Linked DNA regions of Homo sapiens: region 2 is linked to region 1. Evidence: chromatin loops called from intact Hi-C (ENCODE). Cell type or tissue: K562. All regions are shown on one strand. Each heading gives the region's core, and the rest is flanking DNA. Links, peaks and the distances in the headings are about the cores only. Region 1 holds the start of LINC02767 (long intergenic non-protein coding RNA 2767). Region 2 overlaps CR1L (complement C3b/C4b receptor 1 like).

Region 1 (15,735 bases), core at 8,479-10,978:
TTTCTTTTACTACATAAGAAATCACCACAAACTTAGAAGCTTAAAATAACACCCATTTGTCAGATTTGTCAGCTCACAGTTCTGTGGGCCAGGCAGGTTTTGAATCTGGCATGGCATAGCTGAGTTCCCTGCTCAGGGTATCATAAGGCTAAAATGAAGTTGTTAACCAGGCAGGCCTCTTACCTGGAAGCTCTGAGGAAGACTCTACTTCAAGCCCATTCTTATTCTTGGCAAAACTCAGTTCCTTGTGGTTGTAGGACTGATATTCCTGTTTTCTTGCTGGCTGTCAGCTAGAGGCTGCTTTCAACTCCTAGAGCCACATAAATTTCTTAACAGGTGGTCCCCTCCATCTTCAAGCCAGCAGTGGAGCCTGAAATCCCTCTCATGCTTCAAATCTCCACTTCCTCTTCTGCAACAAGCTAGAAGAAACTCTCTGCTTTTGAAAGGCTCAGATGATTAGGTCCAGCTCACCCAGATCATCTATCTTAAGGCTAACTGTGCCAAATTAATATAACCTAATGATGGGAGGAAAATCCATCATATTCATAGTCCTGGGGATTATGTAGGGTGTGTATACGGGGGTCAGTGTGGGAAGCGGGAGGAAACATCTTAGAATTCTGTCTTCTGGAAAAAATACTATTTGAGGTACACAGGCTCTGCTTTTTTTTTCTACCATCTTAAGTAACACCACAGGCTCTAGAACCCCTACTGTAAGGCCTGTAGGGATCCCTAAAACCTCTCCAACACTAATTGTTGATTTCCTCTCTGAGTGGGGCCTCAGACAGCCTCACTGGACTTTCAGGTACTCTCAGGTGTGTAATAGACCATTCCTGACTCTAGCCCCAAGAATTCTTAAATCTGCCTTTCTACATGCTGCCAAAGGTCCTTTGGCTCCCAAATCTTGAAAATCCTACTCTCATTCCTGACCCATCTCTTCCTGTTCTGGGTGGCTTGCCAGCAATCACTAACTGATAACAGTGGTCGTGGTCTCTGCTCCATGGGGAACTTGAGTGTTTTCCTTTAGGGTCCTAGCCGGTAACAGGCCTGGTCCTGGTCCTATCCTACTTTCTATGTAGCATAAGATAATGCATTATACTTGGGCTCGGCTCTGGAAGCTACTGTGACTTTCTCTCCATATCCTGGACAGATCAACATTAATGAAAGTGTCATCCTCCCAACTGCCCACCACCCACTTGGCATCTCCCAGCCATTTCTCATTTCTAATGAGGACCTCACTGAATTCTCACTGAAACCTCATTTGTTGAGCTGGGTGACAGACATCACAGGATCTGGTCAATACCATAGTCTGGTGCTTCTGACCATGATTCCCTCTAAATAGTAAGGTAGAATACCTGCCTCAGGGAAGGGATCTTTTAAAATGACAGCTTTAACATGTTATATTATGTGTCCAACACTTTCTTCACTGACTTACTGTATACAAGGATTATGGCCATACTACGGGGGAAGTATTATTAGACATATTTTACCAATGAACAAATTGAGGCTCAGGAAGTTCAAACCACTTGCCTAAGGATACAGAACTAATAAGTGACAGAAGCAGCATAGTTCACACCTCTTCCACTCCCGTGACAACTTGTTCTTAGAGAATCACACACACTATGAGAATGCCAAGAATACAGCGAAAGAAAGCGGTGTTGTGCTCTCACACTTGGGCTTCTCAACACTTGTGTCCCATGTGTTTTTTAAAACCTTTGTTTTAGGAAACGTTCTGCGGCAGTCGTTTCTTCAATCTGCATCTGGTTCCATCACTGTGGCTGCTGCTTGCACATCCCAACAAAGTGCTGCACTGCGAAGCGTTTCACAGGGACTCAAACAACAAAACAACTCTTAAAAAGTGTCCCATAAAGTGCCATATGCAAACATCATGTGTGGCGTGCACATTTTCAGCAGCGGCAGAATGTCTGCTTCCTGTGAGGATGCATGGGTGGGTGCACTGAAGGCAGGGATATTTTCTGAGTAGTGTGTTTGGGGGCAGCGTTAGGTACCCAGGCACACATGTTGGCCCGACACCCCTTACTCTTGGGTGTGGAACAGATCTACAACAGAAAGGGCTTGTGGTAGGAGTAGATTCCTTTGTTCTGACCCTGGTAGACTCAGCACTGCCATTTCATTGTTTCTAAGAAAGGCTCTGCTGGTAAATCAGTCTTAGTACCTGCCAAGAGCACTGTTTCCTTCTAGGAGAATCTTCCCAGCCCCTGGCCTCTGCCAGGGCCTCAGGCTGAGTGGGGCTGGCCAAGTCCTATATCCACTCTTCTTACCTTAGACAAGAAGGAAGAAACTGATTCAAGGACAGCCAGTCCATAGACTGACCAGCAACCTGTAAGATGGTCAGGTATGGAATCTCTTTCCTACCACAAGCAGTGTGGTTAACTAGGCCAATCAAGTTCTCATTCTTGGAAACCTGAATTTGAGATTATAGAGAGAACCAGGCAACTGGCAGAAAGAGAAAACAGCAGACAGAAAAAGGGAGACTACACGAGAGTAATGGGGCCACATTCATGGTGAAACACTCGGAACTAGGAACTCCTGAGATGGATGAGGGAGATGAGGCAGCCCAATGCTTAGAGTGGCCAGGGATCCCGAATGTCCTCCTGACACCTCCCTCTGACACCTGGCTTGATTTTTGTCTCTACTCTGGTATTACAGTGAGATTTTAGTCTCTTTAATTACATCAATTAGGATGCTTTGGGCTGCAAGTAACACAAAACCCAACTAAAAGCAGTCTTCATAAGAAAAATAAGTCATCTCACTTAACAAGACAATCCTAAGCATTTCCCCCACTCCCTGGGTTGGCTAATTTAGTGGCTCAACAATGTCGTGAAGATCCCACATGTTTCCTGAATTTCTTCTCATCACCCTCTATTTTGCTTGTCCTTCTAGCCTACTTTCTCTCATGGTATCAGAAGCCTGCAAAAGTTCCAGGCAATGACATCCAGAGATGAAAAAGGAAAAAAAAAGGGAATGTACCTTTCCTTTGCCCCTTTTAAAGCAAAAGGAAAATACCCCACCAACTCCCCAGCAAGCTTCTCCCACGTCTCATTGGTCAGAATTGCACCCTCTACCCATTCCTAAATCAATCACTGGTGCCAGCAGGGAGGAATGCAGCCGCCTGAAGTACAGGGTAGCTCTATCCTTTAATCCAGTCAATGTCAGTCCTCTGTTAGCCAGGGAGAAGGCAAACAGCAGTGTCTGCTCCACTTACTACCTCATCTACTGAACAATAGAGCTCCATTTCATGAGATGACCTGGTTACATCTGTTTCCTTCAACTCAGAGAGTTGGCTAATACCCAGATCAGCCTTAGCAAGTTGAAGACATGATCTTCAGTAGGTACTCTTTGAGAGTAGTTGAGAGCTGAGTGGTTATGTAAATACAATATTATACGGAGCCCTAAAATTTCCATCGCTTTCTAATATTTTACGGGGCCCCAAACACACACAATAGACTCCAAGGAATGAACCTATCATGCCACTGCTAACTCTGGGCTTCTCAGTTCATTTCTTGCCTCCTTGGGCCTCTTAAGCAGTGATGGCATTCTGTCTTTCCATGCAGGCTTGCTTCTAGCTGATACACAGGCTTTTCTGGAACAGTGGTTTTCAAAATTTCTTTGTGCATCAGAGAATCTCCTGAAGGGCTCCTTAAAAATTGCTGGGCTCAAAAGGACAACATATGAAGCTTAGGAGTGAAGGGACTTCCTGAGCAGAAATGGGCAAACTTCAGTCTTTTTACTGTGTCTTTGCAGTATTCTATAGATAATTTCCTTAATTTGTAAATTTAGTGACCATTAGCTAGTGATCATTTGATGGGCAGCGATTCTAACAGTATAAAGTCCACAATGTTCTATGTCCCTAGCCTGCCGTTTTTCAGCTGCATGTAAAAGGGGGTAGGATGAGATAATCGACCATTATAAAGATTTAACTATTTTATGCTGAAGCGGCCATATTTTCAAGGGATGACACCATCTTGCACACAACAATGAAGGTACTCGGCCATAGACTTGGAGTGAGACCATATATGGGGATGAGATTCTTCTAGATCCTAATACTGCTGTACTGGCCTGTGTGTACATGGGGTCCTTCAGCTGAGGCCTTGCAAGGCAAGCCAGCTGTGCCATGTTTGTAGATGGGGCAGAGGAAGCTAGAACAATGGAAAAGTAACCTATTTATGCTAGGTCCACCTATTGAAACGAGGTAGGAATGAGGCTAGGGTCCTTAACTTCCTTCAGGCATACTTTTCTAGCTACCTTCTGCCCTGTGTCTGGTACCTACATCCTTGATGATTGTTCTCTTTCATCCATTGTGGAGATATATATATGTATGAAAAGCAAAAAAAATAAATTGCTGGGCTGGCACTACCTCAAAGCTTCTGATCCAGGAGGCCTAGGAGGGGGCAGTTAAGATGCATTTCTTACTAGTTCCCAGGTGATGCTTCTGCTGCTAGTCTGGGCACCACACTTTGAGAATCACAGCTCTAGGGCTAGGGGTGCTAATCTTCATTCCAAATGGAAAGGAGGCTGCTAAGGAGTCCACTTAAGTAATTTTTCCTGCGATAAAGACTTGCTTCCTTGTCACTTGCTGTCAACACCCCTCCACACAGCAGCGACTGCCTGGCTTAATTCTTAAAGTAGAGGCCTCTCAATAGACAGGGTGGACACTTCTTCGCCTCCTGGCAGGAGAGAGAAAGAACGGACTTCAATCTTTGGTTGGCAGGGCCTGACTAGGCAGTCGGGCACAGAACCCTAGGGCTTTCCCACCCCTTTGCTTTCTCACTTGTAAAACGAATAAAGGTACTGGTCCTGCCAGCTTCACAGGTTGCTGTACATAGAGGAATGGTTGGTTGAAAGTGCCCTGCATAACGCAAGCTCTTTAGGACTCGCAAACAGCCTTAATCGCAGTAAGGGGGCACATCAGGGCTGTGAGAAGGCCCCCTTGAGGGCTCGGCACAGGTGATTCTGGGCTCTCTGTGCTTGCCAGCCTCCTAAAGTAGGTGCCCACTTTCAGAAGCTCTGCACGCCCCACCTGGGCGCCTCTGCTGGAGGTCTGCCTGGCCCGGGGCACCCGTGTGCGCGCGAGGATTTCTTTTGCAGAGAATGAAACCACCGTTCCTTTCCGTCCGTGGTCTACTCCGGGGTCCCCATCCCACGTAAGTGCTGTGGAACCCCGGGGTGATGAGCCCCGGGGGAAGCCAGCATCTCTTGCCCTCCAGTGCCGGCGCCCGGCAGAGCCCCGGGACTCCTAGTTTTTGCCGCCGCTGAGGACGCGGCGCGGGCTGCTGGCCGCGTCGCCGAGGGAGGGCCCGGACAGCCCTGCAGCGCGTCTCAGCGGAGCCCTGGGGGCCGCGCCGCTCCTCCAAACATGATTCAGAACCGCCCGTCAGCCTTGGCTCCAGCGCCTGGCGCGAGCGAACCGGGCTTGGCTGTCTCGGCCCCGTCTGAACCCTGCGGGCCGCGGGCCAGGGCGCGCCGGGATCCGCTGCGCCAGGACCCTGCAGACCCGGCCGCGGCCGGGCCGAGTGCCTCCCGCCGGGGCCTTACGCCCACGGTCCACGCTTGCAACACCAGGGCTGTACGGCGGGTCCGCAGCTGGGTCTGCGCCTGGGACTCGGGGCTCCCTGCGCTCCTCGTGCCGCACCCCTTGCCTTAACCCCAAGCGGACGGGTCCTGGGGCTTCACCGGCCAGGCCGGAGCCCCAGCCCCACAACTCCCCCCCTCCCACCGCACTGCCCCCTCTGCGCTGTGGCGGGAGTTGGGGACTGGGGCCGGAGAAAGGAGACGCGCCGGTCCTCAAGTCTCTTGAGCCATTTCGGTTCCGGGCGCGCCCCCCAGGGCTGCAGTCGCGCGAGGTTCCAGATAGTGCAGCTGTGTGGCGCCAGGCTTCCAGCGGGTTCTTGGTGGGGGTTCCCTCTCTGTGAGTCGGTGGGCAGAGATTTGCCTTGGAGGGTCGCACCTGGCTACAGAAGTATGAGACTTAGTTTCCGGGGAGCAGAGGGGCCTTGGGATAAGGAACTGAAGCTTCTGGGGAGTAGTTTGGAATTTTGGTTCCACCAATTATCAGCTGTCCAACCTGGAGAAATCCACTCCCCCTGTTTTCTTGGTTATAAATAACTATAGCTACCATTTGAGTGCTTATTATTTTCCATGTACTTTACGTATGTTATTTTTATCTTTCCAACGATTTTACAGGCCATATTCTGCTGATGGAGAAATGGGATCTCACCCAAGGAAAGTGACTTGCCAGGGTTACACCACTGGTAAGTGGAGACCTATGACTTGAACCTGTCTCTAACTCCAGAGACTGTACTTTCTCGGTAAGTGAGAACATTGACGCCATACAAAGAATTTTAAAACTGTAAGATGGTGACGGATACCATTCTCTTCTGACCTGTCCTCAGGCCACGTCCTGAAGTCCAGGCTGAAAGCATGACCTTTCTTTCTCCCTACCTCCTCAGCCACGCTTCCCTAGGCGGGTCAGAGTGCAAGAGGTAGGGTCTGGGACTGGGGACCCCTGGGTCAGCCTTGCACACCACCCCCACCTGGACCCTTCCCATCCTCATTTCTACCCCACACTGCTCAATGTCCTTGAGAGACAAGGTGGTGTCACTGTTGTGGCATTTCTCCTCCACTACCAGTTGCACAAGAGGATTTTCTCCTGTGCTCAGAGTGGGAAGAAGACCAAGAAGGTCTGTACAGTAACTCGAGAACCCTGGGGCCCAGTTTGAGCTCTTAGGACGCCAGCAGTGCCTCAACTTTCTCATCTGTGTTTAGAATTCACTTTGCAGAGAAAATGAGTGGACTCTTGGGGAGAGGAGGGCCTGGGTGTCAGAGAAATTTGGGTGCCAGTCTTTTGTAAAATGGAATCTATTGATAATGCCACCACCAGTCTTGCCTGACCCCACAAGAGTTGCGGTAAGACTCAAAATGGATAATGGCCACACAGTGCTCTGGGAAGTGTGAAGTGCCTCATAAACATAAGATGGTATTATTCATAGAAGCCATTGCAGGCAACAGGAATACAAAGATGAATGCCATCTTGGAAACTTTCAGGCTAGCAGGGGAAATATGAATGGCCATACAGTTAAAATATAAAACAGGGCATGCAAATGCTCCACCAATATGCCCGCGTGGTGCCAACTCATACTGATTTTGTAATAACAAAGAATATATACAGGTCTATCTGGGTGACCTCTACTACTATTGCAAGAACTCCTCTCCACAATGGCTCTAGCCAATCTGTCTCCCCTCTACAATTAGCTTCCTTCTTACCACCTGCGTGATCTATGGCAGGATTTTTTTTCCTTTGGAGTGTGTTTGTATTAGTTCCCTATTGCTGCTGTGATTGATAACCACACACGTAGTGGCTTAAAACAACACACGTTTGTTATCTTACAGTTCTGGATGTAAGAAGTCCAAAATGTGTCTCACTGGGCTAAAATCAAGGTGTCAGCAGGACTGTTCCTTCTGGAGGCTCTGGGGGAGACTGTTTCCTTGACTTCTCCAGGTTTTCGAGGCCACCTGCATTCCTTGGTCTGCGGCCCCTTCTCCATCTTCAAAGCTATCAGTGACCAGCCGAGTCTTTCTCACATTGAATCACTGCCACCTCTGCTTCTGTGGACACATCTCCTTCTTTCCCTAACACTGTTTTCTCCCCATCTCAAGAATCTTAATATAATTATATCTTTAAAGTTCCTTTTGCCTTGTAAGGTAGCCGTTTCACAGGTTCCAGGGATTAACACCTGGACATCTTTGAGTCGGAGGGAGCATTTATCAAAAAACAAAAACCCTAGGGCCTCAAACAAAACATTTTTAAAAGAGAAATATAAAAGCTTCAACTCTTCTTCAAATAAGTAACATAGCAACTTTTTCTATAAATGTAACAAATTCTGAAAAAAAAAACCAAAAAAAACAAAGAAACAAACTTTCAGTTCCTAACTACACCCATAAAAAATCAGACTCCCTGGTGTCAGGGAAGAAGAAACAATGGGTGACAATAAATAGACTCCACATAAAAGGGAAGGGAAAGGCTCCCTAGGTTGAGAAGTTATGATATGTGCTTCACTGGGAATGTAGGTACAGCCTTTGGAAATGATTAGTTGTTAACAATTGTCCACAGCTCTTCAGCTGCTCTACTTTATAATCCTTTAGTGTAGTGACATCTAAAACATTTTTTAAATAAATCAATCAACTGTATTTTTTAGAAAAATTTTAGTTCACAGCAATATTGAGCAGAAAGTAGAGTTGCTTGTCCCTTCACCCTCCTCCCACTTAAAACATTTTTAAAGCATTAATAGAATTCTTGGCTCCTTATTTTCCCCCCAAAAGAAATTCCTACCTAAAAAATAAAAATCGTGCTGCTCTGGTTCAAGTGGACTCATGGAGTCCCTCAACCTCTGTAAATCCTACTGCATGGTTTAACACCTGTTTTGCAGTTACTTCTCTTGAGTGGAATAATGAGAATAACTCAAGTTAGAAAGTACCCTCCGGACCACAGAAGTAGGGAGACTGTCATGTTGGAAATTATTCTCCAGGCTTCAGAAGCAAGAATTGTCATAATATTCTCCCAGGAATTAGAAAAGAGCAGGCTCTTGTTCTGACGTAGAAGCATAGAGTCTTCTAGGCCATAAATCTGCTTATTTTAGTTACAATAGTGAAAGGGCCAGTGGGCAACACGGTAAAAAGTACATGGGCCCAGAAATTGGGGACTTGGATGGGGCAGCTGGGATGTAGGGGACATATTAATTAAGACCTAGTGTGGGCCTTTCGTATTCTGGGTCAGATAAGTGAACAAGCAGGTGAGGTTCTGTGTGGGCTACCCTGGAATACAGTGTTGCATAGGGTTGTGTGAGAGGTGCGGGGAACGCCTAGAAAACTTTGCAGGGAGAATGTTTTCTAAGCCAACACCTAGAAGACAAGCAAGAGTTTGCTGGGCAGAGAGTGAAGCTGGGCGCGGCTGGGATCATGGAGCCGGATGTGCACAGCCGGGACATGGGGAAGAGCTGCAGTGGAGAGTGGGGTATGGTGGAGAGCAGTCAGGGCCAGACGATGCTGGCGGGCCTGGAGGCCTTGGGAGCGCTGACTTTCTCCAAGAGCTGGGGGTGCCAGGACAGGGTCCCAAGCAGCGGCCCTACGTGGCCTGGTTTGCTCTTCACTGGCAAGCTCCATGGCCCTGGGCAATGTGCTGCTTCTGTTTTTCTTCTCATCGGTGCCTGGCTGAGCTCTGGAATCGTTTCCTGCTCTGAGCCTGAAACTTCAAGCAGTAAGAAGACGGTCCACAGCCCGGTTACTGGGGCTCTGCAAATGCGACGTTCCCAGTGGCCCTCTCCCAGGCTCCGGGCCTCCGGGTAGAGGAACTTCTGTCTGTAAAGGATGAAGGCGACCTTGCTCAGGCTGCAGCGGGATGGAGAAACGTGACCCAGCGGAGGGGCTTTCGGCTGCGAGGTGCGAGAGGCGACCCGAGGGGTGAAAGCAAGGCGAGTGCGGTCAGCGCACCGGGCTGGGCGGCCTCCCAGCCGGCCGGGGAATTCGTTCCCAGCTCCAGCCGCATCTCACCGCCTCTATCGCGCCTTTGGGGCCTCAGAGGGAGGCTGCATGGCCCGGAGGCCTGAAATCCGCCATTTGTTCCCTCCCGGGGCGGCAGAGCCACAGCTCACTGAAGGCTGCAGCCTCGGCAGCCGGAAGCGCTGGCCGGGCGCTTGGCCAGCGACCGCCTCGGGTCGGCCTCGGGTCTGCGCAGGCGCAGGCTCGGGAAGCCGGGCGCGGTGGTGTTTCTGCGGCCCGCGGCTGCCCTCTCGTGGCCGCAAGGCGCCATGGCACGGCCGCTTCCACGCAGCGGAGGTGCGCTGGCCGGAAGGCGGCGGGTCCGGCCAGCCAGGGAGACCAGCCAAGCGCTGTGTTTTTCCAGGTCCGCGCGGGCCAGGGGAACCCTGCGTGTTTGCTTGGTGGGAGTGGTTTACTGGGAAAGTAGACGGAAGGTACCCTGCAAATCGGCGTGCACTGTATTGTTTGGGAGTCAACAGCCTGGAAAGTAAATATCAGGTGAGGGCAGTGCTGGGAACCACCGCCTGCCCCCTCCCCTGGCCTTGGCCCTGACTTTGAGCGGGGCACCGCGGGCCAAACAGCTCGGCGGCCCAGGGGAGAGGGAGGAGGAGGAGGAGGCAGGCAGCGGGGGAGGTGTCAAGACTCAGAAATAGGAGCCAGCTAGGCCCAACATACGCCTGCCACCCCAGGGGCTGCAAACAGGGAATACCATCCCTTCTGCCCACCCCACGAAGACATCGTACACCCCGACGAGTCACCATTCCAGAAAGGCTGGCTTTCTGCAAGCGTGCGGGGGCGGTGAGAGTGGAGGGTGGCGGGGTTGCTCGGGGCCCACCCAAGCATAACTGTCTGAAGGGCACACCTCACAACGGAAGGTTTAGGCGAGAGGGGTGAACCCACACTCTGGCACGAGAATCATATGTTCTGTTCCACCCAGGGAGCCGCACTACATAGAGTTCTCTTTAAATTCATCTTCACTGGCTGGGTGTGGCTGAGTCTTCTCCTATCTCCTGATTCTCAGTTAACTTTTTGCGTCCCACCCTGTTCTTGTCTCAAGCAGTCGCTTTGGAATGTGTTTCCTCTCGTCCGGGGTTTGAAGATTAGTCATGAAAAACATCACTCTGCCCTTGCTGAAGTGCATGTTGGCTACTCGATCATTCCACCTGTGTGCCCCAAGACGGTCTGCTAAGGAGGGCTCCCCTCTTTTCCATGCCCTCTCAGCTCCAGACTCCATCCCATCCATCAACATTATCCTGTGCCCCCGAGGGAGGAGGGCGGGGGAGGGTTTCTGTGCCTGGATTATTGGTGAGAGGAGAGCAAGTGCAGAAATGAAGCTATGACTCTTGCAGAAGTCATGCATTCCGTTCAAGGATATTCCTTTCCGTAGCCTCCACACATTCCCTCTGGCTGCAGGCCCCTGGGATTTTTCTGTGTGACCCCGTCACATTGCATCTGTATAGATTGTCAAAGCACCTCATGACTGTGGAGGAAGAAGTCGGGGACAGAACATGGATCTGGAAGGCTCACAGCATGGATTTGGTAGGGTGACACAATGTCCCATGTTCTTCAAGAAATGTCTAGACTAGGTGATTGATTCTATCGTAGATCTGGCACAATGCTCCTGCCACACAGGGGGCAAATTGAGATCCAGAGAGAAGTGACTGGCCCAGGTCACTCAGCCAGCTGGTAACTTAGCTGGAATTCGTTCCCAGGTCTCCTGACATCCAGTTCATTCATTTTTTGCACGTTTCCTGAGGACTTACTGTATGCTAGGCACTGTTGTAGGTGCTAGGCATATACAAAGTGCCCGTATAGAGCTTGTGTCTTGTAGTGTGTGTGTGGGGAGATTGTGGATAAACAAATAAACAGATTTATCCAGAATGCCACATGGTTAAAAGTTTTTATGATACTCAGTGCCTCTTTTCCTCTTGTTTTTGAAGGGAATGGGTTTGAGGCTTGAGAAGAGATGTTCACTCATACACTGGGTCATTAAATAAACATTAGAGGATGCCCCACTATGTGCCAGATGCTGTGCAGGGCACACAGATATAAAGGCAGGGGTCTGTCTTCAAAAGCTGCCACCAGCTGGGCAGATAAGGTATTCCTCTTAGCATCTTTACATGGATTTCTGTAATTGTTATGCTAATTGTTTTTCTCCCCAGATCTCTCCCAAAAAGGATGCTTGTAGAAAACGATGATTCTGAAATGGTACAAATCCCTTTCCCAAAAGGCATCTCAAAGCCAGCCGCTGCTACTGACTTATTGATGGCTATCACCCAGTGGCCTTGGGGAGGCGGTGGGAAGCCCAACCACTGCCTGTAATAAGGAGAGACAACTCAGCATCCACCCTGCAGTGAATAATAGAACAAAAAGCTGCCGGCGCCTGCAGGATCAAAGCACATGAGCGATCACAGTGTCTCTGGGTTAAATAGATCCGCGAAGGCCAGGCAGCCAGCAGATGTCATGGAACTTTTTGGGGGAGAAGTCTGGGTTATGGAGGAAGCCTCAGCTGGATTTCAGTACCTTACAAGATGCTCTTCTGTGGCTCTCTCCTGCTAACCTTCCTTGGACATGGAATAATCTTCCCTTTATCCTCCCTCTTCACCACTGCTGTTCCCAAAGTCTAAAAAGATGGGGGCAGGAGGTGAGACAGGAGGGGATGGGAAAAGAATACTGGACCAGGAGGCAGGAGACACTGGATCTGTGAGTGAAGGCAATGCTGAATGACTTCCATGGCCTCAGTCTCCCCATCTGTAAAATGGGAAGGTTGATATATGGCCTCAACCTTTCTGCCCACTTTGATAAACCATATTTCACCAAAAAGAGGCAGAGGGGATCTGTTGCTTTTCAGATTCCTGTCCAGTTACTTCTAGGTCAGACAGAATGATTGCCCCAATGATTCTGGGTCCGCAGACTCAGTCTGTGAAACCCCATTTCTTGGAGGAGTTGGGATCAGGACAGGCAAGAAGACTATACTATTCCTGCCTCCTATTTGCTCCCTCTTGCCAGTGGGGAAATCAGTGGCAACCTTAGAGTAATCTTGGAGGGGTGGGGGGATGAGTTATTATTGGGATTTTTATCTGCAAAGAATATTTTCAGATGTTGTTTGTGCATTTAAATGTACATGCAGTTCTAGAGGAGAAGACTCTAGTGGTTGCGGTGCTGTGAGGCATTTTGCATATATTTATCTCACTCAAGAAGAACTGTGGGGTCCTTGTGAAAGTAAGTGTGTATGTGTGTGTGTGTGTGTGTGCGCATGTCCTGAGTCAGCCTGAGTCCTGAGCCTTTTGTCTTTGCTCCTGAGTAAGCCACTGGGGGAGGTAAATATATAATTGGAGGAAGAAATGTGTCAGAAAATAACTTCTTTACTTGTGGAAAGTCATTGAAAACCCTTGGTTTTGCGTATGAGCACAGCACCCTGTAGGCAGGTGAGGAGTCTTAGAACACGGCGGGGAGCGAACCAGACACGTACTAAAGAAACCTCCATGTTTGATATAAACCCAATGCACAGGTCCACACAGACAGGGCATGGAGGTGTGCTCCACAGGGCCACCACACGGACCTCTGTGATGGCAAGCCCGGATGCATGTACAACTAAACATCCTCACAGATACACTTTAATGTAGGTGGAGACCTGGTGTTATGGGTTAGACTATGTCCCCCCACAAAATATATGCTCAAGTCTCATCTGCCATCTACATTATTTGGAAATAGGGTCTTTGCAGATGTAAACTGGTTAAGATAATAAAAAAAAAAATAAATAAATAAAGGTAATGGCAACAATGAAAAAAAAAAGTAAGTCATCCTGGGATAGGGTGGGAGAGCCCTAATTCAATGTGACTGGTGTCCTCGAAAGAAGAGGGGAATTTGGACACAGAGACACAGCTGAACTTACTGAGCAGAGCCTCCCAGATGCTGCAAACTCAAGGAGGCCTCTGTGCTCATATCTTTATTCTCTCTCTCTCTCTCTCTCTCTCTGTCTCTGGTACAGCGTTTATGCTTTTTGGCAGTTCTTTCCTCTTCATTCCCCCATCTCTCCAATTACACATTCATATACACATAAACACTCCGATACCCTCAAACTACCAGAAGCCACGTCAGAGACTTGAGAACTTTGGACCAGGAACTGATGGAGACAAAGATGACCTAGGAAGATGGCTACATTGGGAATGGAGGCAGAGATTGGAGTTATGTGGCCACAAGGGAAGGAACTCCTGGGGCTCCCAGAAGCTGGAAGAAACAAGGATCCTTCCCCTATAGGCTTTGGAGGGAGCGTGGCTCTGCAACACCTTGGTTTTGGACTTCTAGCTCCAGAAGTGTAAGAGAATAAATTTCTGTGATCTCATATTCAGTTCATGGTGCTATATCATGGTAGCCCTAGAAACTAAGATACACAGGTATGTTGGATGTATGGGTCAGGCCCACACCCAGGGTGCATACGGCCTTTGGTTAAAAAAAAACTCTCATTTCTGTGGGGAATCCATTGCCAGTGGTCTGGATGACATGGCCACTGCCTCTCTTCAGGGATGTGCACAAGACCCTGGCCTGGCCAATCAGAATACCTCATGCCCAGGACCACAGTAACTGGGTCAGGGGTTGTCAAGATTTATATAAATGATTTACATAAAATGTTTAAATGTTTTGTTAAAATATTTAAAATAAAAAATGTTTCTAAGATTTCAGTTGCCAATTGTTTTTTGTGAGTATATACAAATACAACTGATTTTTACATATTGGTTTTGTATCCTGTATACTTGCTAAATTCATGCATTAGTTGTATTTTTCTAGATTTCTTAGAATTTTCTATGTACACAAATCACAATGTCTGTGAATATACACGACATTACTTCTTCGTTTCCAAAACTTATGCTTTTCACTTCTTGTTCTTGCCTTGTTGCACTGGGTAGAACCTCAGTTGTATATTAAATATATTTTTTAAAAAGGTAGACATTTGAGCCTTGTTTCCAATCTTGGGAAGACACTATTCAGTCTTTTGCCCTTGTCTGCTTCTAAGCTGCCAAAGCCTGTGCTGTGGTGGGGAAATGTCACTCTGTGGGCCAGCCATGGTGTGAGTGTGCAGATGGGACAGCAGCAGCAGGTGCATTCTCCTGGGAGGCCAGGCCTGGTGGCAGGCATCTGTAATCCCTGCTATTTGGGAGGCTGAAGCTGGAGGGTGGCTTGAGCCTGGGAGTTCGAGTCCAGCCTGAGCCACACAGCGAGACACTGTCTCTTAAAACAAAAAATAAAAAACAAAACCAACAACCCCCACGCCTGCCTGCCAAATTTTCCTGGGGAAGGCAAGACACACAATTAAGAAAGTAAACATTATGTCATCCTTGTCTGTATCTCAGTAGCCATAGTTGTGGATTCCTTCAGTTCTCTCTTGGTAGAAGGTGGGGCCTGAATAAATGACGACATAAAGCCAGCTGAACTTAGTGAGCAGAGCCTCCCAGATGCTGCAAACTCAAGGAGGCCTCTGTGCTCAGATCTTTATTTTCTCTCTCTCTCTCTCTCTGTCTCTGGCACAGCGTTTATGCTTTTTGGCAGTTCTTTCCTCTTCAATCCCCCATCTCTTCAATTACACATTCATGTACACATCAACACTCCGATACCCTCAAACTACCAGAAGCCACATCAGAGACTTGAGAGCTTTGGACCAGGAACTGATGGAGACAAAGACGACCTAGGAATGGTTGCTTGCCCTACCCTCAGGAGTTTACAATTACTGATAGAGACAGAAGTCTTTGCAGGAGGTGGGGGGCGGGGGGTAGGAGAAACTTTACAAACACACCTGTCAGCATACACAGGGATAATAATAGGAAAGGGGGTTTTCATACAAGGGAAGCATCTGGAAACTGGGAGGGTCCTACAAAGCTGTATAATCCAGCGTCTGTTGAGATGCAGGAGACCACCCCAGCTCCCAGGCCTGCCTTGATAAACACCTTGAATTTGCAAGATGAAGTTTGAGGATGGGTAGGAGATGCTAATTATAGCCTATATTAATGAAGCTATAAAGTAAATAATTGTAGCCTCCTATTACCAAGCACGAAGGGAATATTTTGGGTAATCTAAGTGGAAAGTCCAGAGCGTAGGTCTGGCTTTAGGCATGGTGGAGTAGTAGCCTAAGGCTCACATCCTACCAGTTAGCAACCAACCCCAGGAAGAGTAAAGCTCCTTCCCCAC
Region 2 (15,735 bases), core at 4,906-7,405, 250 kb before region 1:
TTCCCTCTGGGTCTGTGTCCTCATATGCTGTTCTCCTCTCTGTTCATGTCTGTGTCCAAAGTTTTCTCTTTTTATAAGGACACCGGGCATATTGGATTAGGGCCTACCTTAATGACCTCAGCTTAACTGGATTGCATCTGCAAAGATTGTATTTCCAAATAAGGTCACATCCACAGGGACTGGGGGTTAAGACTTCCCAACATATTTGGGGGAGACACAATTCAACCTATAACAGAGTCCCTTTGAAAATGTCAAGTGTCAGGTGCTCACAGCGCATGGTCCAGCTGTTGGTGCTCACCCTTGCTCAGCACACAGTGGAGGCTCTGCCTCAATCTCACTCTTCACGGGAACAGCTAAGCCAGGTAGTGAGTAGGGGCTATGTTTGTGCCACCGCAACAAACACAGAAAGGAAGCTTGTGGTGTCCAGCATATTTGCCAGCCTAGGCTTCAGAGACCATAGCACCTAGAATCTGACAAAATAAAATTGGAATAAATCCAAAGTCCTCTTTTCTTTTTTGAGCATTTTTAAAAATACAATTGATAAATTTCCTAACTGTTCCTTCCTCATCTTGCATTGTGGAATAAGTGCGAACCTCCCTGCGGCATGAGGCAGAAAACCATTGAGCTTATGACAAAAAACAGGAAATACATGTAAAAGAGACCAATTTTAAAAAATCAGGAGAAATTTTACAAAAGAGATTTACTGCCAGGAAACCAGGAAAACTTTCAGAACACTCTCCTTTTCCTATTTTTAACAAGACTCAGTTGTACAAATAATTCTGTGAAACTAGCCATGAAGTTTGCACACGAATGAATATATGTAGTCAGTGTGTTTATATATTTCATTTCATATATGTGTCATATATATGTGTGTGTGTATGTATATATATATATATATATATATATATATATAAAACACTGAATATTGCAGAAAATTAAAGCAAAGAGTAAGAAGAGTTAACCAAATTTTCCCTCAATGCAGTGGGAAAAGATGAAAAGGAGAAGATAGGTGGGCACAGTGGCTCACACCTGTAATCCCAACACTGAGAGGCCGAAGCAAGAGAATCACTTGACCCCAGGACCTCGAGACCAGCCTGGGCAATAAGGCAAAACCCCATCTCTACAAAAAAGTATAAAAATTAGCTGGGCGTGGTGGCGTGTGCCTGTAGTCACAGCTACACAGGAGACTGAGGTGAAAGGATCACCTCAGCCCGAGAGGCTGAGGCTTCAGTGAGCCGTGATGGCACCCCTGCACTCCAGCCTGGATGACAGAATGACACCTTGTCTAAAAAAAAAGAAAAAGAGAAGACGTATGTAAGACAGTGTCAGGATTCAAATTATGTATTAAAAAAATTCCAGAAGGGTAAGCAAATAAGCCCATACCTAGCCATCACTAGGGAAATTTCTGTGTTTCAGGGATAGAGAAAAAAACTCAGATTCCAGAAATAAAATGTGAAAATGTAATACCCGCAAAAGAAATAAATTTATTGACACCACATTGATTCTACACAACACTAAATTGTAGAAGATAGCACTTCTGTTGAGCCAAGCTAATATTCACATCTAGAGGCTCCAGATACACATTAAAGAATAAGCAAAGACACAAAAATTGTACCATTTAAGTATGTTTCCCAGGCAATTAATAAGCAAATTTTTAAAAAGGAGAATGATGAATTCCTAAAGAAATCTCAATGAGATAGAAAAGTGGTAAAAACAAACAACAACAACAAAAAACCATAAACACAAAAACTGGCAATGTAATCATAATTTAGTAATAATCTCTGTGAAGTCATAGAATATATCAATAGAAGTAGAAAATGTGAGAAAGCAGGAAAAGGTAGGCTAGACTTACAGAAAAGATGAGTAGACTGACTGTACAGAATTTGACTCTGAAATTGAGAAAATAGGTTTAAATATATGTATCAAGTGTATATATCTACAATATACATGCACACATATAAAATTAAATTCCTAATTGGAAAAAATATTAAGTTTAATTTCCAAATTATTAGAATAACTAAAACAGCTGAATCTATCTGTTCCATATAGTAAGGGGAGGGAAGGAAAAAGAATAGCAAGGAATGCATTTGTCTCTGTCATCGGAAATAAGCCCCATCATGTTTGGGTCAGGTCATTTTATTCATTGCTTTCTCCTCATCCTCATCATGGGACATCGTGAAATCATGAAAAAGGTAGTGAAAGAATTATGACAAGGCCGAGCACAGTGGCTCACGCCTGTAGTCCCAGCACTTTGGGAGGCCGAGGTGGGAGGGTCACCTCAGATCAGGAGTTCAAGACCAGTCTGGCCAAAGTGGTGAAACACCATCTCTACTAAAAATACAAAAATTAGCTGGGCATGTTGGTGCATGCCTGTAATCCCAGCCACTCAGGAGGATGAGTCAGGAGAATTGCTTGAACTCGGGAGGCAGAGGTTGCAGTGAGCAGATATTGCACCATTGCACTCCAGCCTGAGCGACAGAGCCAGACTCCGTCTAAAAAAACAAACAAACAAACAAAGCAAATCAAATATATAATTTATTTCAATCCATTTGGTTTAAACTTCTTGTCAAAAAACCAAGTCTACTAGACAGGATCAAAAGCAACAAATCTTGTATTTATAAAAAACATGCCTCAAGTTAAATGGCATAGTATTACACACACACACACACACACACACACACACACACATATTAAGGGAATACGCAAACAAAAAATGGCAGAAATAATATGGGAAAAGACAGAACTTAAGAAAGAAATTGTCAAGCAGGTCTACAAAATGATTGTTTTATTTTGGTGCCAGGTACAGTCCACAATGAAGTCAAGATATTAAGAAGTAAAGTGGACCAGGAGAAGTTAGAGCAGAAATATCTCTTTTCAATAGTGAGAGCAGAAAAAGAAGTAGAAAAGCTGGGAACAATAGGTAAAGTTTAGGCTAGGCCTTAGACTTCTCCTATATTGTAATCCCTCTGGTTTGCCACATATGCATGCTGTCAGGAAGTTGATGAGGTATGTACAGCACAATTATTTTCCATTTTTTGCCTTTAGGCACCGACTCATTGGTCACTCATCTGCTGAATGTATCCTCTCGGGCAATACTGCCCATTGGAGCATGAAGCCACCAATTTGTCAACGTGAGTTGAAATCTCTTTCCCCATTCACCCCACCATTTAACCCTAGAGTTGTCCTCCTAGAATTACAAAGAATGAATCTCATCCCTCTTGGAAATGGTATCCTTCTGATATTTGAAGAATCCAGTCATATCCTTAAAATGGCTCACAGCATTCCAAACTTCCACCTTCACCTAGAAATGCTTTTTTTCTTATCTTAAGGTGTAATTTATTTTAAACTAGTCTTGAGCTAATTTAAATAGCCCCCAATTTCATCCTCTGTTGGGTGAACACCTCCCAGTTTGAAGAGCATTTTCTTTGGTGAAGTCAACAAATACAAAGTCAGTGAAAGAAACCGCATATCCTCTCTGCAAGCTGTTAGTATCACATCAGATATTCAAGCCATGCAGCTCTTTCTTCCTTCTTATTCTTTGTCTAAACAGGATCATGCCATCTTCCCTGTGAGTTGTTTGGAAGATGAGCTTTCTACATTTTGGGGAGCAAAGAGGAATGAGCAATTGCAAGCTAATAAGGAATATAAAATGTGTATAATCCTGGGTTTAGTGATGGTGTGAGGAAATCAGCAATTTCAAACCCATCTGGTGGGAGAATAAGTGGGAACAAACTTTGTAGAAGGGCAATATACTGGCTGGGCACTGCCCTACAGTAGAGTAGGACACAGTATTCAGTTCTTCCAAGATCAGATGAAATTGGGTGCATTCAGGGTGGTATGGCTGTAGATCAGTATCCAGTTATTTGTATTACTTCTGAATCTGTAAGTATCATGTTTATTATATGTAATATTGTATATTTGTGTTTGCTTTGTCTTTATTAGTTCTGCCAGAGCTTTTGTTCTTATTATTTAATAAAGATGTTATACTGGGCCAGGTGTGGTGGCTCACACCTGTAATCCCAGCACTTTGGGAGTCCTAGGTGAGCAGATCGCTTGAGCCCAGGAGGTCGAGACCAGCCTGTACAACATGGTGAAACCCTGTCTCTACAAAAAATACAAAAATTAAATGGGCATACTGGCACACGCCTGTAGTCCCAACTATTCGGGAGACTGAGAGGTGGGAGGATTGCTTGAGCCAGAGAGGTCAAGGCTGCAATGAGCCATGATCGTGCCACTGCACTCCAGCCTGGGCAGCAGAGCAAGACCTTGTCTCAAAAAAAATGCTATGCTGTATGCTTTATTATATTAATATCCAATAGAATAAAGACACATGCCTTCTATATAGAGAGAACTAAATTAATAATGGTGAGATAACATAGTTAAATTCTCATTTAGCAGGAGAAATATAAATGTGTACTATAGGCCAGGCACAGTGGCTCACACCTGTAATTCCAGTACATTGGGAGGCCCAAGGTAGGTGGATCACTTGAGGTCAGGAGTTCAAGACCAGCCTGGCCAACATGGTGCTACCCCATCTCTACTAGAAATACAGAAGTTAGCTGAGCATGGTCGTGCATGTCTGTAATCCCAGCTACTTGGGAGGCTGCAGCAGGAGAATCATTTGAGGCCAGGAAAGGAAGGTTGCAGTGAGCCAAGATCATGATACTGCACTCCAGCCTGGGCAACAGAGACTCTGTCTCAAAAAAAAAAAAAAAGGAAAAAAATGCTCTATAATAATATATGGACACATTTAGCAAAGTAATGTTAACTACGAAGAGCACAACTCACAATATTATAAAATTGTAAGAATATATCTGTACATTAGTAAATATTAGATGAGAATGATATTGTGAATATTTACTTCCGGTAATTTGGGATTTCAGAAAAGCTATTAGCATAATTTACAATAAAGTATAATTTTAAGAAACCATGCCGGGCACGATGGCTCACGCCTGTAATCTCAGCATTTGGAAGGCAGAGGCAGGTGGATTGCTTGAGGCCAGGAGTTCAAGACCAGCATGGCCAACATGACCAAACCCCAACTCCACCAGAAATACAAAAATAAACCAGATACGGTGGTGCGTGCCTGTAATCCCAGCTACTCGGGAGGTTGAGGGGGGAGGATTGCTTGACCTGGGAAGTTGAGATTGCAGTGAGCCATGATCGTGCCACTGCACTCCAGCCTGGGCGACAGAGCAAGACTCTGTCCCAAGGTTTTGTTTTGGTGAACTTGCGGTCTCTTTTCCCAGGAATTCCTTGTGGGCTACCCCCCAACATCACCAATGGATATTTCATTAGCACCGACAGAGAGTATTTTCACTATGGATCAGTGGTGACCTACCACTGCAATCTTGGAAGCAGAGGGAGAAAGGTGTTTGAGCTCGTGGGTGAGCCCTCCATATACTGCACCAGCAAAGATGATCAAGTGGTCGTCTGGAGCGGCCCAGTCCCTCAGTGCATTATACCTAACAAATGCACACCTCCAAATGTGGAAAATGGAATATTGGTGTCTGACAACAGAAGCTTATTTTCCTTAAATGAAGTTGTGGAGTTTAGGTGTCAGCCTGGCTTTGTCATGAAAGGACCCCCCGCACCGTGTGCAATGCCAGGCCCTGAACAAATGGGAGCCGGAGCTACCAAGCTGCTCCAGGGGTGTGTTTGCCTGAGGCCTAGAAGGGCCCTGCAAGTGACATGCATTGCTGTTGGATCAGGAGATGAGTATTTGTTTAGGGGGAGGGATGTATGTTGAGGAGGGTGGGAAAGTAAGTTTTGGGGGAAGAAGCATGAAATTAAGAATCTGGGGTGTGCAAGCACTCATGCATATGTGTCTTCATTTTGAAAAGCAAGACCTTAATTAGCCAAGAAAACTGGTATTTTGGACTCACCTATTAATCAATTGTCAGGGCAAAGTACCAGCTGCAATCTCTCTCAATTATATTGAAAAATTATATGGACTTTATGGTCAGCTGTGCCCTAAGCACTTTGTATACATTATCTCATTTATTATTTAAAACAACACTGTCTTATTTAAGGGCTTGTGTTTTTGATGGCTCATCTTGTCTACTGATGCCACAATAGCTGGCTTAGCAGCGGAGTGGGAGGTGTTATGGCAGATACATAGGGACAGAGAAAGAGCTTACAATTCTTCTACCAACCCATGTTAGCCTTGTGCAACCACTGAGCTGGGAAGACAAACAGATAAAGGGATATAAAGACGGATGTACCGAGGCAGGAGATGGGCAGGGCTTGTGTTCTGGTCACAATCCTGCTGACCAAAACAGAATCTGGCCTAGACAGGATGAAGTGAAAAAACAGCAGCAACAGGCAGATGGCGATGAAAGCAATCACTAGCTGCCCTCATATTCCCATCAGCACTGTGACAGTTTACAAATGCCATGGCAACGATCTGGAAGTTACCACCCCTTTCCAGGAAAGTTCTAAATAACACGCCCCTCAATTTGCATTGATGTGCCCCTTAACTTACCTGTAATTGGCTGGGCATGGTGGCCCATGCCTGTAATCCCAGCACTTTGGGAGGCCAAGATGGGCAGATCACCTGAGGTCAGGAGTTCAAGACCAGCCTGGCCAACATGGTGAAACCCTGTCTTTACTAAAAATACAAAAATTATCTGAGTGAGGTGGCTCGCACCTGAAATCTCATGAGGCTGAGGCAGGAGAATCACTTGAACCTGGGACGCGGAGGTTGCAGTGAGCTAAGATCACACGACTGTGCTCCAGCCTGGATGACAGAGTGAGATATCACCTCAAAAAAAAAAAAACACAAAAAACAAGAAACAAAAATAATTTACATGTAATTGAAGCGGGCTTACAGGAGTATAAATACAGTTGCCTGCCAGGAGCTCATATGTTGCTGACTCTGGGCACATTGCCTGTGAGTTAGCCCTGCTCTGCAAAGGGCAATGCCTTTCTAAAAGATCGCTGTCTAGCACCACTGGCTCATCCGTGAATTCTGTCCTGAGTGAGGCAAGAACCCTTCCAGAGTAAGCCCCAATTTAGGGGCATGCCTGTCCCCAAACAGTATGACTGTACTTTAGTCATTGGTGTGCAATCAGAGAAATATGGGGAAATCTGTAAAACAGACTTGGTCTCAGGTGACAGTCTCATTACCTGAATAATGATGGTACAAATACCTCCCTAGGAAATATGTAGATGGAGAATCCACCAATACTAATAACTCCACACTGGATATCCAGAGCTAGGAGAAAATACTTCATGCCCTGTAGATTTACAGGTGAATTTTGGGCCATGTGCTAGGGAGAATTGTGTTCTATTTCTCTACCTTTTACTAACTATGAGGCCTTCAGCAGGCATAGGATATAGCAAAAGAAATTCCCCCATAACTAACAAGTACTCTGGAACTGTCCTTTCTACAATGTGTCAGCCGCCTCCAGAAATCCTGCATGGTGAGCATACCCTAAGCCATCAGGACAACTTTTTACCTGGGCAGGAAGTGTTCTACAGCTGTGAGCCCAGCTATGACCTCAGAGGGGCTGCGTCTCTGCACTGCATGCCCCAGGGAGACTGGACCCCTGAAGCCCCCAGATGTACAGGTGCCTCTCTTTCCCCCTCACATGGAAGTCTTACTCCTGTTGTTTTATTTTTTCTTCTCGTGAAATCCTGTGATGACTTCCTGGGCCAACTCCCTCATGGCCGTGTGCTGTTTCCACTTAATCTCCAGCTTGGGGCTAAGGTATCCTTTGTTTGTGATGAAGGGTGAGTGTGACCCAGTGTTGAGACCAAGGACTCAGTGTGGAGAATCACTGAGTTAATCCAATTAAGGAGCTGACCTAGTAGATAAGAAGTACCCAGAGAGATTAATTTATGGAAGGGTAGTTTTGAAATAAGCGTTAATCCAATTAAGGAGCTGACCTAGTAGATAAGAAGTACCCAGAGAGATTAATTTATGGAAGGGTAGTTTTGAAATAAGGGTAGGGACTAAGTGGCACCGCCTTCAGAAAACAATGAAAAAATGGCACATACAACTCAATATCAGATACAAACCTAAATACAGTCACTGATCTTGGGTACACAGTTGGAACTTGAAATGAATGGGTACGTATTTATTTGGAGGCAAAAGAACATAATTTTATAAAATGTGTGCTAGAAAAAAAAGATGAATGAGATGGAAATTGTTTGCCTCATAATAAGGCAAAGGTTGTTTTAGGAAACTTAAAACCAGTCAATAATGGAATCTGTAATAGTGTATGAATAACTATGTTTTAACCCAATTACATATCTTCATGTCAAGAATGGCCAGTGTAATTGTTTTGATGCAAGATTTTTCTCAGCCACTTTGCCAGCTGGTGACCTCTGGCCAGAAACATCCCTGTCCAGGCCTTGCTCTACCCAGGATCAATGCAGGAGACACCTCATCTACTTGGCCCACCCAGGCCGTGCCAGGCTTGTGCTCTGATGCAGAGCCCATGGCTGCCGCGACTACATGCTCAGCCTCTGGGAGGGGGTGTGTGAGTGAGCAAGTGGGGGTTCCAGCTGGCCGCGCCAAGCACTGGCACAGGAGCGGGCTCCGTGCAAGGCTTGTGGCTGGACCAGGCATGTCACACTGAAGGGAATGTGTTGGTGCCCAAACAGGGGTCCCCACGACCCCGAAGCCCAGAGGGGGTGTAACAGCATGGTAATAGCTCTTAGCATTTGATAATGCCTGCAGCCCAACAGATGGCGGTGTGTTAACAACTCTGTCAGTTCCATCGCCCCGCTCAGGCCTGCATCTCCAAGGCTGACTTGGCCTGCATCTCCAAGGCTGACTTGGCCTGCATCTCCAGGGCTGACTGGACCTGCTGGTGCTTCCTGTTGCATGGAATAACTTCCCTCCCCTAGGAGACGGCAAAGAGCCACTGTATTACAGCCTTCTTCATACCTGCGTTTGGTGGGTCCTGAGTTCTTGTCCCGCATCCAAGAAGAACAAGCTTATGCTGACAATAGAAGGGTGAGGAGGGTGGAGAAGAGTTTTATTGAGTGACAAAACAGCTTCTCAGCAGAGAAGAGACACAAGGGTGGACCCCAGATGAAGTCAGGGGGTCATTCTCTCAGTGTGGCTGGTTCTGGAGCCTTTATGGACTCAGAATTGGAAGTGTGTGTTAATTGGTTGGTGAGTATGCAAAAAAGGCTAAAACAAAGCCACCACTCAAAGGTGGGCACAACAGTGCAAAAAACCAATTAGGGAAGAGCAGGTATATGTGAAATAGATGAAGAGTGGGGATCAATCAGAGGAAAGCACACCCAACAGGAAGAGAGGTTCTCAAGCCAGTCCATGGATTTACCTGGAACTTGTAGCTAGGCTTTAAACTGTCTTCAGCTTGAAGGTCGGGTTTCACCGGGATCCGCCCCATCTGCCTGTGATTTGTCTGCCTCCTGCTTCTACCACTGTCAAGTGGTATTATTCGTTGCTTATGTGTATCCATTATTCTTGGTGATACAGTATGAGTCTGGGGGATAACTAGATTGAGCAATTAAGGAGTTATTTTTAATAATTTCCAAGGATTCTTTGGCATTTACAAAGTCCACCACCTAATAATGATTTCCAATTTCAGAACGATTTTAGATTTCAGAAGGGAAGCAGTACTCAATAGTAAGTTGAGCATTTCAGGGTGGCAAAGACTCCTCCCCTGACCCTTCTTTTTTTCTTAGAACACATGGTTCAGCATGCTTCTGTGAGCCTCTTTCTGGCCTGTTACATTTGGAGTGGCGAGAAGAACAGATATTCCTGGCTTTGCTTACCAAATCAAAAGCTGTTCTGCCTCATGACCCACTAATGAGAATAAGTGGGATGTCAGAGAGCCATCAATGAAAGATGACACCTGAAGGTTATGGCTCTTGTGCCCATGGAGAAGTCTGGTTCTGTGTTCATGCCTTCTGTAGGTGATGCTGGGCTATGAAGTTTATATGGCACTTCAGCTCTGATTGCTTTGCCAGTCACAGGGTACCATGGTTCTTTAGAATAAATTGGCCTTTGAGTTTCTGTCAGCTACTGAAGAATTCAGATCCCTAATGAACTAAGACTTTTAGCTAGACCTGAACCTAAGACCCAAATGATAGTCAAGGAGGAAATGGTAGTGAGGAAGCTGAGCATCTATTAGTGAAGAAATCAAGGGAGAGATGGGAATTGCTCACACATTTGCTACCACTTTTTTTTTTCTTTAGGTTCTGATTAAAAGGCAGGTCTGCTAGTCATTGTGTCTTGGCTGGAATGAAAGCCCTTTGGAATAGCAGTGTTCCAGTGTGTGAACGTGAGTAGAAAGAACTACGTAGTTTGGATAGCTCTCCTTATTTTTGTTTTCCAGTGTTTTACTGCACGGAATCACTTGTCTGGATCTTTACTTAACTAAATTACTGATTAAAATACTTCTCTGTTGGAAGAATTTCAAGAAGGGTCTTGTAGGACTTTTCTGACATTTGTTACTAATCTGTAAATCACTTAGTTTAATGACTGTTTAATTTTGTGGGGAATGTGTGGCAAGAAACTAAATGACATAAAAGTGCAGCACATTTTAGTCAGTCATTTATTTTTAATTTTCTTATAAGGAGTAATCTTTCTTACATTTTTTTTTTCTTTTTTGAGACAGTTACCCAGGACAGAATGCAGTGGTGCAATCACAGCTCACTGCAGTTTCAATGGCCTGGGCTGTAGTGACCCTCCCACTTCAGCCTCCCAGTAGTTGGGACTACAGGTGCATGCCACCACACCTGGCTAATTTTTTATATTTTGTAGAGATGGAGTCTTGCCATATTGCCCAGGCTGGTCTCAAACTCCTGGGCTCAAGCTATCCTCCCATCTTGGCCTCCAAAAGTGTTAGGATTACAAGTGTGAGCCACCGTACCCAGCCAAATTCTTATGTTCTTTTATCCCCTCACGTATCATAAACAATTTAGTCAGCTTGTTTTTTAGCCTGCAGTATTGAATGACATAGGGCTTCCCATGTGCTAGGACTTTCCATGTGTAGAAAATGCAATGAAGAGTAAAAGAATAGTGAAGCCACCTCCCTACTTTCCTGGAGTATATTTTCTTGTTGGGAAGAAGACTAAAAACAATAAAATAAGAAAACAAAATTCTAAAAATTATAATATATAAAATGGTAGTTAAATAGGGATGTTATGGAGAAAATAAAACAGAGTTATATGATAAATTAGTACAGTGTACAGTGGAAGGAGCCGGGATGACGAATCAGTGTCTGAAATGATGAGGTGTCCTAAATTTCCAAACCATCCGCTTAAATAAAATATCCCAAAATTCAGAAAGAATTCAGAAACTCAGATAAAAGTACATATTTGACATACTAAGACATTACTGATTTACCCTATTCTGTCTATTAAAGCAAGGCATGATTTTTTTAAACCTTTTTTTTCTTATTGGAAAATGTTTACTTTAATTTGCATTGTGTTAAAATAACTTACAGAAATCAATTTGGATATTTTATGGTGAGTATTATGGTGAAGAACATTCAATACCTGAGGAAACTCAAGTATCCAACAAACTCAACCCTTACAGAGACACATAGAGCTGAAAATAAATATATAAATAAACTTAGGAAAAACACAAGTAAAATTCAAGCATGAGAAGTTAATCATTGTTTGATGTACTAAGTCTTTTATGTACACATAATTCCGATAAACTTGGGTATCTCTTCCTAAATTCATATCAAATTAGAAGCATCAAGTGCTTTTAGGGAAGGAACTGTTCTAAACAGAAGAAAAGAAGGAAGAAATGATGGCTAATAATTTGGAAGAAAGAAAAAAAGCCTCTTTGGCACCATTTAATCTGTGTAAAAAGAGCCTTACCAATGTAGTCTGATGACACCACTGGAAATTTGGTATTGGTCCTGATGATAACAGTCTTGAATCACCAAGAAACATTTACATTGCTAAAGATGATAGTTCATGACTATTAAAGTTCATAGATTTCCTTGGAACTTATGGTCTCTGATGGCCAAAATTTTGTCTGTCTTGAACCTCATTGTCAACCCAGGAATCTTACTATGCCTGATTTAAAGTAGACAACCAAATGGGTGTTTGTAAAAAAATTAAAAAAAATTACTTTCCAAATTCATTATGAACGTAGCTACCTGGATGGTCCAAAAACACTGTCTTTGGGCTTTTGCAATAGACTGTAATTTAGGTCTCACAACAGTTAGTTGCCTCTCAACAAAAGCCTTACAGATTTAAATTCCATCCACCTTAGTTATAGTCTTTCTAAAAGAAAAAAAATTATATTCATAGCACTGTCGCAGGTCACTAATATTTCAGTCATCTTAAGTGAAACTCTAATAGAACTTAAAAGCTCTTGTTTTCTTTCTAGAAATCTTTTGTCCAAATCCTCCAGCTATCCTTAATGGGAGACACACAGGAACTCCCCTTGGAGATATTCCCTATGGAAAAGAAGTATCTTACACATGTGACCCCCACCCAGACAGAGGGATGACCTTCAACCTCATTGGGGAGAGCACCATCCGCCGCACAAGTGAACCTCATGGGAATGGGGTTTGGAGCAGCCCTGCCCCTCGCTGTGAACTTCCTGTTGGTGCTGGTCAGTATCCGCTTCCACATATCCTAAATGGGTTCAGAATATGTAGGTGAGAACCTTCATATTTCTATAGTGACAGTCATTTTTGCTTGTGAAAATGGCTTTGCTGTAACTGTCAGAGACAGAACTACCTCCCAAGTGAATGACAAATGGGTTCTAGATAGGCACACTGTCTCAATTATTGGTATTCTGATGGCCTTTGGGGTGAGGAGGGTGGGATGGTAAGGAGAGAAGAGGGTGGACAGTGAAGAGAATTGGTGAGGTCCAGATTTTGTAGAGAAATTTTTGAAAGTACTGAAAACAAATGCTAAAGAATGTACTCTTTTATTCTACCCCTACTATGAGTTGTCTTTATCCTGGAGAGATGGATGTGCTGCGCAAAAAGTACATGATGATGTAATTTACTTCAGAACTGATAACGCTATAAAAGTAATTTAAGAAATTCAGATGTAGGGATTTATACTTTTTATGTTGTTTCCAAGGGTTTGTTCAAGCCGCTGACTATATTTAGTTGGTCCTTCACCTCACCATTAACAAAGGGAACTCGGGAGGCCCTGGAGAAGCAGAGTCTGAGACTGTACTCTTAGCCTTCATAGCTCCTTCCTTTGATATATTACTCTGGCTTTAAACGACAGTACTTGACAACCGTAGATGCATTTGTGGCTGTGACTGCCCACACAAGCTCCATCCTCCAGTAAGGACAGAAGAGCATTGAATTATAAAAGGTGTTGACTTTTTAATGTGTTCTTTTGAGATGGAGTCTTGCACTGTCTCCCAGGCTGGAGTGTAATGGCACAAACTCGGCTCAATGCAACCCCCGCCTCCTGGGTTTGAGCAATTCTCCTGCCTCAGCTTCCCAAGTAGCTAGGATTACAGGCACCCACCACCACACCTGGCTAATTTTTGTATTTTTTAGTAGAGACAGGGATTCACAATGTTGGCCCGGCTGGTCTCTAACTCCTGACCTCAGGTAATCCACCTGCCTCGACTTTCCAAAGGTGTGGGATTACAGGCATGAGCCTGGTGCTGACTTTTTTGACCTGTTGGCTAATTGGACTTAGAACTTCTGTATGTTGAAAAAATGACTATAAATCATGCTGCTATAAAGACACATGCACACGTATGTTTATTGCGGCATTATTCACAATAGCAAAGACTTGGAACCAACCCAAATGTCCAACAATGATAGACTGGATTAAGAAAATGTGGCACATATACACCATGGAATACTATGCAGCCATAAAAAATGATGAGTTCATGTCCTTTGTAGGGACATGGATGAAATTGGAAAACATCATTCTCAGTAAACTATCACAAGAACAAAAAACCAAACACCGCATATTCTCACTCATAGGTGGGAATTGAACAATGAGATCACATGGACACAGGAAGGGGAATATCACACTCTGGGGACTGTGGTGGGGTCGGGGGAGGGGGGAGGGATAGCATCGGGAGATATACCTAATGCTAGATGACACGTTAGTGGGTGCAGCGCACCAGCATGGCACATGTATACATATGTAACTAACCTGCACAATGTGCACATGTACCCTAAAACTTAAAGTATAATTTAAAAAAAAAAAACATTAAAAAAAAAAAGAAAAATAAATAACACAGTAGATAGATGAGAAATATATGGGAAACACAGCAAAGGGTTAATAGTGTTATCTTACAGGTAGCAGTAGTGGTGGTTGTGATACTAGTTGTAAAAGTTAATATATAATGAATACTTAGTACCACTGTTAGATAGGCTGGACATGGTGGCTTATGTCTGTAATACCAGCACTTTGGGAGGCTAAAGTGAGACGATCACTTGAGCCCAGGAGTTCAAGTGCAGCCTGGGCAGTATAGCAAAACTCTGTCTCTACAAAAAATAAAAAAAATTAGCTGGGCGTGGTAGTGCATGCCTGTAGTCACAGCTTCTTGAGAGGCTCAGGTGGGAGAATCCCAAGCCTGGGAGGTCGAGGCTGCAGTGAGCTGAGATCACAACACTGCACCCCAGCCTGGACAACAAACAAGACTCTGTCTCAAACACACACACACACACACGCACACACACAAGATAGCTTCTAATTTAATTACACAACAACCTATGAGGAGGATAGTATTCTTATTGTCTCATTTTATAGGTGTAGAAACTGAGACACAGAGGGTTTAGGTAACTTGCACAAGACCACAGAATGGGGTAGCCTGGGTTCAGCCAAGCAATCTACTTATCTGTAGAGACTGTGCTCTTTAACAATAAATAAATGGTCAACGGACCTAAATATATAATTCAACAAGAGAGAATATTTAAGTACTGTCATAATGAAATGGAAAGCTATCAGGCAAGGTCCCAAACACCAGATAATGGGCAATTCTTAAGTTGGATGAAGGAGATACATACAAAGAATTAGAATGGGCCAAATAACTATTAACCAGCAGGTTCTTGGAACTCAGAGCTTAGTGTAAACTCCTCGTGAATTGGGCTGAACCACATAGGAACTCCTTTTGTCTCTCTGAACTAAGACTCAGACTAAAAGCAGTCCCCTTTGCCTTCTTGTTCCTAGTCTCTTTACCCTATCTAGTCTTGGCCTTTGACATCTTACTGCTTTGTAGTGAGAAGAGACAAAGAAAATTTCATGATCTTAGAGACTATCGAAACAGAAAAAATTAAACCCAGTATTTTTTCCCTAAGACTTGGGATAGATTGCTTAAGATACCAGTCCTAGGCCTTCCTAAAATGGAAGATGAGGAACTAACCTGGGGCGGTGGTCCAGGCTTGGAGTGACATGCCATAGAGGGTTTTGAGACAGAATAGCAATCCAAAGAGAAAAAGGAACCTTTGAGTACTAGCATCAGAGCAGGAAGAATATCTTGGGATACTCAGATCCCCTATCTCCCCATTTCAATGGCCCAGTTACATCAGAGGCCTGATTCATTTCAAAACCTTCCTCAGAGCAAGGGGTAATTGCCAGGTACCCTTTAAAGCCAGAATTAATACATATAACCCATATTTACGCTGTCTCAAGACTAATTAGCATGGTGTTGCATGCTAGACAAATAAGTTCAACTCCAGAAAACATGTAAAAACTAACAGAAGTTTCAACTTGAATATCTTAAGAGAGGCTTAAAGAAAAATTAAACTATGTGACACTCATTAAAATGTCCCCAAATCCTCTTTACCCATTTCCATTACC

Evidence for each region. A loop is a pair of places that touch in the nucleus more often than their neighbours do. Peaks named below come from ENCODE experiments on the same cell type or tissue, not always from the same donor. Only the 100,000 strongest peaks of a DNase experiment are listed, where the experiment ranks them.
Region 2: a loop joins it to region 1, with 2.6 times the contacts of the local background. A loop is called at or near these places in 5 of 110 quality-filtered maps.

What each region holds. Positions count from the first base shown.
Region 1 is chr1:207,953,914-207,969,648 of GRCh38, forward strand. LINC02767 (long intergenic non-protein coding RNA 2767) reads left to right here and starts at 5,078. Exons shown (of 3, transcript NR_167983.1): 1 at 5,078-5,162; 2 at 6,202-6,326; 3 at 13,544-14,229. RefSeq lists enhancers at 4,549-5,050, 5,051-5,550, 9,352-9,451, 9,512-9,571, 10,258-10,787. In K562, for the core only: a CTCF peak has its summit at 9,807 (motif pointing left); DNase peaks (open chromatin) are centred at 9,728 and 10,598; H3K4me3 peaks cover 1,249 bases.
Region 2 is chr1:207,705,133-207,720,867 of GRCh38, forward strand. CR1L (complement C3b/C4b receptor 1 like) reads left to right here. Exons shown (of 12, transcript NM_175710.2): 10 at 3,046-3,131; 11 at 12,332-12,559. It also overlaps the pseudogene RNA5SP534 and the pseudogene LOC100422434. Among named protein-coding and RNA genes, the nearest start is that of CD46, 39 kb to the right of the region's middle. In K562, for the core only: a CTCF peak has its summit at 6,348; a DNase peak (open chromatin) is centred at 6,349.